Linked DNA regions of Mus musculus: all the other regions are linked to region 1. Evidence: chromatin loops called from intact Hi-C (ENCODE). Cell type or tissue: left cerebral cortex. All regions are shown on one strand.

What was found. Hi-C counts contacts between places; a loop is a spot of excess contacts. Peaks named below come from ENCODE experiments on the same cell type or tissue, not always from the same donor. Only the 100,000 strongest peaks of a DNase experiment are listed, where the experiment ranks them.
Region 2: a loop joins it to region 1, with 13 times the contacts of the local background. A loop is called at or near these places in 4 of 42 quality-filtered maps.
Region 3: it touches region 1 in a loop (4-fold over the local background); 6 of 42 quality-filtered maps call a loop at or near these places.

What each region holds. Positions count from the first base shown.
Region 1 is chr10:114,801,394-114,803,893 of GRCm38, forward strand. It overlaps Trhde (TRH-degrading enzyme), which reads right to left and starts at 909. Exons shown (of 19, transcript NM_146241.3): 1 at 1-909. The coding sequence starts at 30. Gm15723 (predicted gene 15723) reads left to right here and starts at 333. Exons shown (of 2, transcript NR_155864.1): 1 at 333-870. In left cerebral cortex, a CTCF peak has its summit at 1,222; DNase peaks (open chromatin) are centred at 332, 641, 1,102, 1,834 and 1 more place; H3K4me3 peaks cover 2,459 bases; H3K27ac peaks cover 1,869 bases.
Region 2 is chr10:113,105,087-113,107,586 of GRCm38, forward strand. No RefSeq gene overlaps it. Among named protein-coding and RNA genes, the nearest start is that of Gm22507, 170 kb to the left of the region's middle. In left cerebral cortex, a CTCF peak has its summit at 1,226 (motif pointing right); a DNase peak (open chromatin) is centred at 1,222.
Region 3 is chr10:115,096,139-115,098,638 of GRCm38, forward strand. The region is part of intron 8 of Tph2 (tryptophan hydroxylase 2); the gene reads right to left. Among named protein-coding and RNA genes, the nearest start is that of Tph2, 88 kb to the right of the region's middle. In left cerebral cortex, a CTCF peak has its summit at 1,215 (motif pointing left); a DNase peak (open chromatin) is centred at 1,206.

The sequences.
Region 1 (2,500 bases):
TTGCTCCCCCCTCTCGCCGTCCAGGGCCATCACACCGCCTCCTCCTCTTCCCCCGCCCCCTCCGACACCCCTAGCGGGCGGGCCACCCGGGCCACCTCCAGCGCAGTCATTGGAGACCGCACGCGGGCGGAGGGCGCGACGCCGGCTGGGACCCTAGGGAGGCCAGCTCAGATTCTCTCAAGACAGACTCTGGAGGCTAGTGACGACCGAGACGACCCCCATCAGCCCCGCCTCTCTCCAGACAACAGCTGCGGATAGCCGGGCAACCAGCTCTGGGACGCGCCCCAACTTGGGAAGCGTGTCGCTCGCCGGGTGCGCGCTACTCGTCGGGCCAGCACCGGGCGCCCGGGCACACGCCGCCCCCGCCCCTGTGCGCCTGCGGCTCGCCTGTCCTCCCGGGCGCCGCACTCTACCAGGGTGGCGGCGGCGGTTGCTCTCTCCTCGGCTCGGCCAAGAGGACAGAGAGCGCTGGGGAGAGCGACTGAGTCGGGGGACAAGTTAGGGCTTCACCAGCCCCCCGCACTCTGGCAGCGTTGTTCCGTCTTCTGGGTGGGATGTGCTCGCCAAAACAGTTGCGGCGGTGGCAGCGGCGGCAGCCCGGAAGGCGCTGGAGCCTTCCACCCCGCAGTGGAAGAGGAGAGGATGGACCAGAGGACCGAGGAAAGGACTGGAGTAAGCTAGCCGGAGGAAGTCCCACGGCCGCGGAGCATCCGTCCTGAAGAAGCCTTCTCCACCCTGGACACTTTAAGCAGTGGTGGCGGTAAAAGGCGTGAGGTTGCGGACTGGGCAGCAAGCCTCCCGCGTTCCGATGATGCTCTGCCCTCCAGAGAAGACAAGTGAAGAAGTGTCCGGTCGGGGTGTCCACTTCAGGTAGATGAAGGTCTGAGCCGCGTCCCCGGGGGAAGAACTGAAGTGCGTGCGTGTGTGCCAACGCGTGTGCATGTGTGTGCGCGTGTGTGCGCGCGTGTGCGTGTATGTGTGTGTGTACACGGGCTCCGGGTGTAGATTTTGCCAAGGGTACTCCAGCTGCATTCAGGGACTGAAACTCCCGGAGAAACGGGAAGCAGAGAGAGGGAGCAAGCGAGGAGGAAGGGAAGGCAGGAGGGAGGAGAGAGGTTTAGCGACAGAGGCAGGCACTGGGAGATTAGAGAGAGCTTTTCTCCGCTCTGTCACACCAGACACCCACAGCCACAGAGGGGGTTGCTGAGCTGCCTGCAAGAGTACATTGTAAATCTTCGGCGCAACAAGCCCCGCAGTCACCCCTCTTCCGACTCCTTAGCCCTACTGCGGATTCCCCAGAGGGACCACTGGAGCCTTGGGCTATTAGCATCAAGAGCAAAGGCAGAGCCTGCTGGGGAGGCAGTGTCAGATCACACATCAAGCTCGCCAGAGGATTTAGAGGACTGTATGTAAATTGAAATAAATTCTCCAAAGCCTGGCTGCATATATTACACCAGTGTAGTGAAGCTAGGTGTGCAGTCAGAAATAATGGCTAGCAATGAACTAGTAGAGTCCTCCTCCGTAAGTAAAGACTAAAGACAAGAGAAGGATTCCCCATAGAACGCATTTTATTCTGAGATTGGGGAAAGCATTACAACATGATGCCCACAATACAATATTCAGAAACGAATGGAAGGAAAACTGAGGGTGGAGGCCCCATGACTTTGGATATTAGTAGGACAGTGTATCAATCCATACTCACGTGACTTGTCAGCGTCTTACTTCACCTAGGCACAATTCTTCTTTGCAACTCCCCTGTATCATCATGAAAAGTGTTTAAACTTCATTAGAACAGTTATGAACCCCCAGTGTACGCTAACAGCAAGAATCATCAAAGCACAGGACATATATAGCCTGCTGGCCGCCTTTGGACTCTCAGGAGTTTGTTGGAGTTCTCTCCACTAGAGTAGAGGGGGTGTGCTATCGAAACTTCAAAATGTGCTGATAGAGTTGTAACTAAAACAATGCTTAGAAAGACAGCCGCCTCGAAGGCGACAAAGAGTTAATGACTGGCTCAGTCAATTTAAAAAAAAATGAAGAAATGTCTCTTTACATGTTTCTTTTGTTTGTTTAAATCCAGATTGCATTTAAGAAATCATCACCATCATTATTTTCCAGAGAGAGAGAGAGAGAGAGAGAGAGAGAGAGAGAGAGAGAGAGAGAAAGAGAGAGACTATTAGCTTTGGGGTAGTGAAAAATAGGCTTAAAATGATATTGTTAAAGCCTGGCCAATAAGAGGAGCTCAGTTACACAACATCAACTTTAAACTGGGAGTCTTGCTTGCAGAAGTTCTTTTCCCTTCATCCCTAGCTAGGGTACTTGCTCAATACCATGCTTTCTAAATGTCCACTTGCATCATCATAAATAAGGAAGATGGGTGCCAGGGTGGGTATTTTTAAGCATGTTGTATGTGGGCCGCCAGCAACAGACCAGGGGAAATGCCACATTCTGTCCCAGTTACTTTTTTCTGCTCTGTTTTGAACCATCTTTGTTCTTGCTT
Region 2 (2,500 bases), 1.7 Mb before region 1:
GCAAGTAAGTGAAAGCAGGCTAAGAAGAGTAAGTTTTCCAATGTTCTCATGTAGGCCTCCAGCAAAAGGTGTGGTCCAGATTAAAGGTGTGTACCACCATGCCTGGATCTGGGACTTTCTTTGTCCTTGGCTGACCATGAACACGGAGATCTCCTTGCCTCAGTCTCCTGGGATTAGAGGTGTGTAGTACCTTGCCTAGGCTTAAATTTTTCATGGCCACTATGCCTCAAGATCTCCATGCCAAGATCCGGGTCAGAAACTTGTGTCTTCCAGCTTCAATATCAGGATCAAAGGTAATTCCTCCAATTCTGGATAGTAGTTCATTCCAGATATAGTCAAGTTGAACTAGGAATAGCCATTACCGTGGCCAAAATATAAGCAGATGGATGGTTTCTCTGTAAAGGAAAGAATGAGTCACATCTCCAAATTCCTGAGTAGATGTTTCAACATGTTGCAATATTAAGTTTAAATGTTTATGAACCTACATAAACCATATTTGAAAGAATGCTGTTCCCCCTTTTCTTCTTATCTTCACATTCTTGCTGTCTTGAGTGGAGCACAAAGTGTATTTTTTAAAGTACTGAAATAAGTAGGAATATAGGTAAATAATAAACAGTGGAAGAATACATCTGACAGGCAAGGACAAAGCATAACAGTAAAAAATGAAAAGGAAAATATTAATAAGATTAGATTACAATTCAAACATGTGTTCTCAGGGGAAGCAAGCAAACTAGCAATGGTTGCACCACCCTGAGTTAGGACAGAAACACTGAATCTTATCAGTCCATCTGTCAGCCACTTAGGAAGCCTTTGCCTTTCAACAGGGACTAGCAAGGATATTGGTGGACACAGGATGTTCTCTTGTAGTGTGATGTTTAATGGGCTGTATGGCTCAGTGTTGAACATGTGCCAAGGCTGACATGGACTTGGCAGACACTTTCTGGAACTCCTGTTGCTGAGGAGATGTTTTTCCTAGGTGAAAACAAATGGGGACCAAAATTCTTCCCAGCTTGCTGAGATAAAAGGTTCCTGGGAATTGCCGGGTGTTAGATTGCTGTCCTAAACCCTTTCATTATCTACTGTTGTTCAGAGTCCTGTTTTTGTTCCAATTGGCTTCCTGCCCCCTAACTAGCTGGGCTCTGCTGGGTTAACCATGATAGGCAGGTGGTATAGAGAGGGCCTCTGGTTAATTTGAGAGATGCTCAGGGATTGTTAGGATTACCTCTACCACAAGAGGGTGGTATGAATCTTTAGATGGCATAGGTGAGGTTTTTGTCCCTACTCCACCTCCTGGTCTTTATCTTCTGAGTCTTTTGCTCTTCCTTCCAGGAAACTCTTCCAACTGTCATTCTGCTTTCTTATCTTGCGGTGAAATCTAACAGACTCAAAAACATAAAATAAAATAAAATAAAATAAAATAAAATAAAAACAAATTAATATAATCATGAGAGAATGAAGCATTTAACAGAGTAAACGTCTCTGTTGATGCATTGGTGAACTCTTATTCTAGATCCCTTTAATGTTTCAGGACTTACAATGGGATATTTTGTTGCGTTGAGATTTCTGTGGTGTAGAAGGAACCAGAATTGGATAAAAGTGAAAATGTTCACTAAGATCACGCCACTAAACATTACAGAAATGCCGTCTTCATAGAAGTGTTTCACTGGGAAGGTTTCTGCCGAATCAGCAATAGAATAAAGCAGGCTGGGGGAGGCAAAGCCCCGTTCTTTTGGAATTTATACATTAGTGAAGACCATACATGTAGAAAGTTGTCATGTGGTGGGGAATCGAGGAAACAATAGAAATGAGATGAATGAAATATGCAGACATTCACTGGGGGAAAAAAAAAAAGCAGTGTAACAGAACAAGAAAACAGTTGCTAACTTCAGCTGACACCTCCAAGCTAACCTAGAGGCTACGCCTGCCAGAAACCAGGTAGACTGCAGACACATTCTATTCTCTGAGTTCTCCCAGAATCATTTCTTTAGCGTCATCCCTAGTTTTGCAACAGAGCACACTTAGAAATCTCTCCTGCCCCCTTGTTCTGTCTCTCGTGGATTCTACAGATCTCCCCCTTCTAATGTCTCTCCCCCAACCCTCAAATCCAGTAGGATCCCCCTGTTAACCCAAAGGCCATGCCTGTCAGAAAATCAGATAGGCTGCTGCCTGCAGACACCCCTCTGCTCTGTATTCTCCCAGATTCAATTCCCCAGTCTTATCCTCAGCTTGTAGAAAAACACTTGTGGCTGCCTTCCTTACCATGCCTGATCCCTACTTCCATCTCCTGTGGATCCCAAGAATCATCCTTGTCTAACTTCCCTGCCCCCATGTGTTGCTATGTGTTTTTAATTCTAGTTATGAGTGGTGAGAGACAGGTTCACTGCCTAGCCATTCTGTCTACTTGCTGGTAGTATCTTTGGGTAGGTCTTGTGGAATAACCATTGAGGTTGACAACTGGTCTCTATATACACATGCATAACTTACATATGCTACAAGTGTG
Region 3 (2,500 bases), 290 kb after region 1:
AAAACTCTACCACATCAGCCACAGCATCTTCCCCTGGATTTGGCTTTCTGTCTGATTTTATAGCAAGGATTAAAAGGCCTGCATTGGTTTAACCAAAGACTCAAATGTTGAGATGATGGATTATACAGTGTATCCTTAGCTAATACACTTCTAGCAGCAGAATGGCCTCCAAGGGAAGAAGAGCCTTGTGGATCTTCTATCCCCTGACTCTAGAGCTCTCTGGCCCCTCTCCACATCTGGGAGTTCCTCCAAAAGCTCTGCCCTTACAGGGCTCCATCTGGTCCTTGTCTGCCTACCTTCCCCTCTGGCTTCCTGCATGCATCATAAAGAAAACCCTGGTTTCAGCTTCTGCAGCCTGCTTTCCTCATAGAACCAGACCTTTTGCTCTGACACGGCTTTCCATTGTCAGCTCTGTGTGTGGCTGACAGATTATAAGTAATGAAGAATCATATCTAAAACTGAAGTGTTGGCAAATTTGGGATTAGGGACTTACTAGAGATGCTTTTTTTGTTTTCAATAGTAGTGAAGACCTCCGTCAGATCACTGACTTAAGGGAGGGACCGACCACACATGTCTACCGCCTGGCTTCCTATGCAAAGCCAGCTTAGAGTTGAACTGATTGACACCCCCCCCCCAAAATGTCTTAGAGTTCAATGACAGCTAACTGCTTCTGGAAATTTTAAGATATAATTTCTTTTTCTCACAGAACTCTCCAGATGTGGATCTATAATATATTCCCTTGAGATTTTTCCAGACAAATATCCTACCTATTATCACAAAATAAATATGCAAGAGGTAAAGAAAAAAAATAAAAACACTGAGCCTTGTAAAAACACCTGCAAAAGAGAATTGCTGATTCTTGGCCGCTAATGTCTTTGAAACAGAAACAAATAATAATAATAAAACCAACACCTCCCAAATTGAAGGCTACCTTTCATCAGCACTGACGATCATGAATTCTAAATCTTTTACGCACTAGTGATATATAATTATTTGTAAATATTTTATTTGAATATAATTACATATAATCATTAGCTTAAAACCAAAACAGGAATGATAGATGGGGCCTCTTCCGCAGAAGAAAGCAGAGTAATTTACATTCACAGTCATTAAGCGGAAAAAGACAGCCTGAGTGTCGACAATCTGAACTCTGAAGGGCTGTGGAACACACCTAGGGAGGGCTCAGGGAAAAACAGATAGGGTGCACAATGCTGCCATCTTCAGATCACTGAGGGTAATACACCACTCTCAAGACATACCAGCCTGATAGATAGCAATCAAAGTTTGAAAGAACCAAGTCTGCAAAATGGATGGAACATGAGAATATCATCCTGAGTGAGGGGACTCAGTCACAAAGGAACAAACACGGTATGTACACACTGATAAGCAGATGTTAGCCCAAAAGTTCGGAATACCCAAGGTTCAATTCACAGACCCTATGAAGAAGGAAGAAGGATGATCAAAATGTGGATGCTTCAGTGCTTTTCAGAAGGGGGAACAAAATACTCACAGGAGGAAATATAGAGACAAAGTGTGGAGCAGAAACTGAAGGAAAAGCCATCCAGAGACTGCCCCACCTGGGGATCCATCCCATATACAGCCATCAAACCCGTACGCTATTGTGGATGCTGGGAAGTGCTTGCTGATAGAAGCCTGATATGGCTGTCTCCTGAGAGGCTCTGCCAGAGCCTGACAAATACAGAAGAGGAAGCTCACAGCCAACCATCGGACTGAGCTCGGGGGTCCCCGATGGAGGAGATGGAGAAGGGACTGAAGGAGCTGAGGGGGTTTGCAGCCCCATGTGGGGAGCAACAGAGTCAACAGGCCAGGCACCCCGAAGCTTACTGGGGACTGGACCACCAACCAAAGAATACACATGGAGAGACTCATGGCACTGGCCACAGATGTGGCAGAGGATGGTCTTGTTGGACATCAATGGGAGGAGAGGTCCTCGGGCCTGAGGGTGTTCAATGCCCCAGTATAGGGGAATGCAAGATGGGAGGATGGGAGTGGGTGGGTGGGTGGGGGAGTACCCTCATAGAGGCAGGGAGAGAGGGGATGGAATAGGGGGTTTCTGAAGAGGGGACCTGGAAAGGGGAAAACACTTGAAATGTAAATAAAGAAAATATCCAGGAAAAAAAAAAAAGGAAGAGTCAAGTCCACCAATGTGAAATCATGCCAACATAATACAGAATGGTTTCATGTGATGATAGGAAAAGGTCTCTCTGTGGGGCCCAAGTGAGGGTGCTCCAATCCCACTTGGGAAGGAGAAGAAAACAATCACAGGAGTCAGAGGGAGAGACCTGGGTGGGAGAGGGGAGGTGAAAGGGAAAGGGAAAACATGATCAGGTATGGGGCGAGGGGTACAGAGAGACAGGACAGAAGCCCTGAGGGCCAGCAGAATGGAAATATGCAACCTCGAGGGGGGGGGGGCCTCTAAAATGCACCAGAGACCTGGGAGATGAGAAACTCTCAGGACTCAAATGGAGAGATCTTAGAT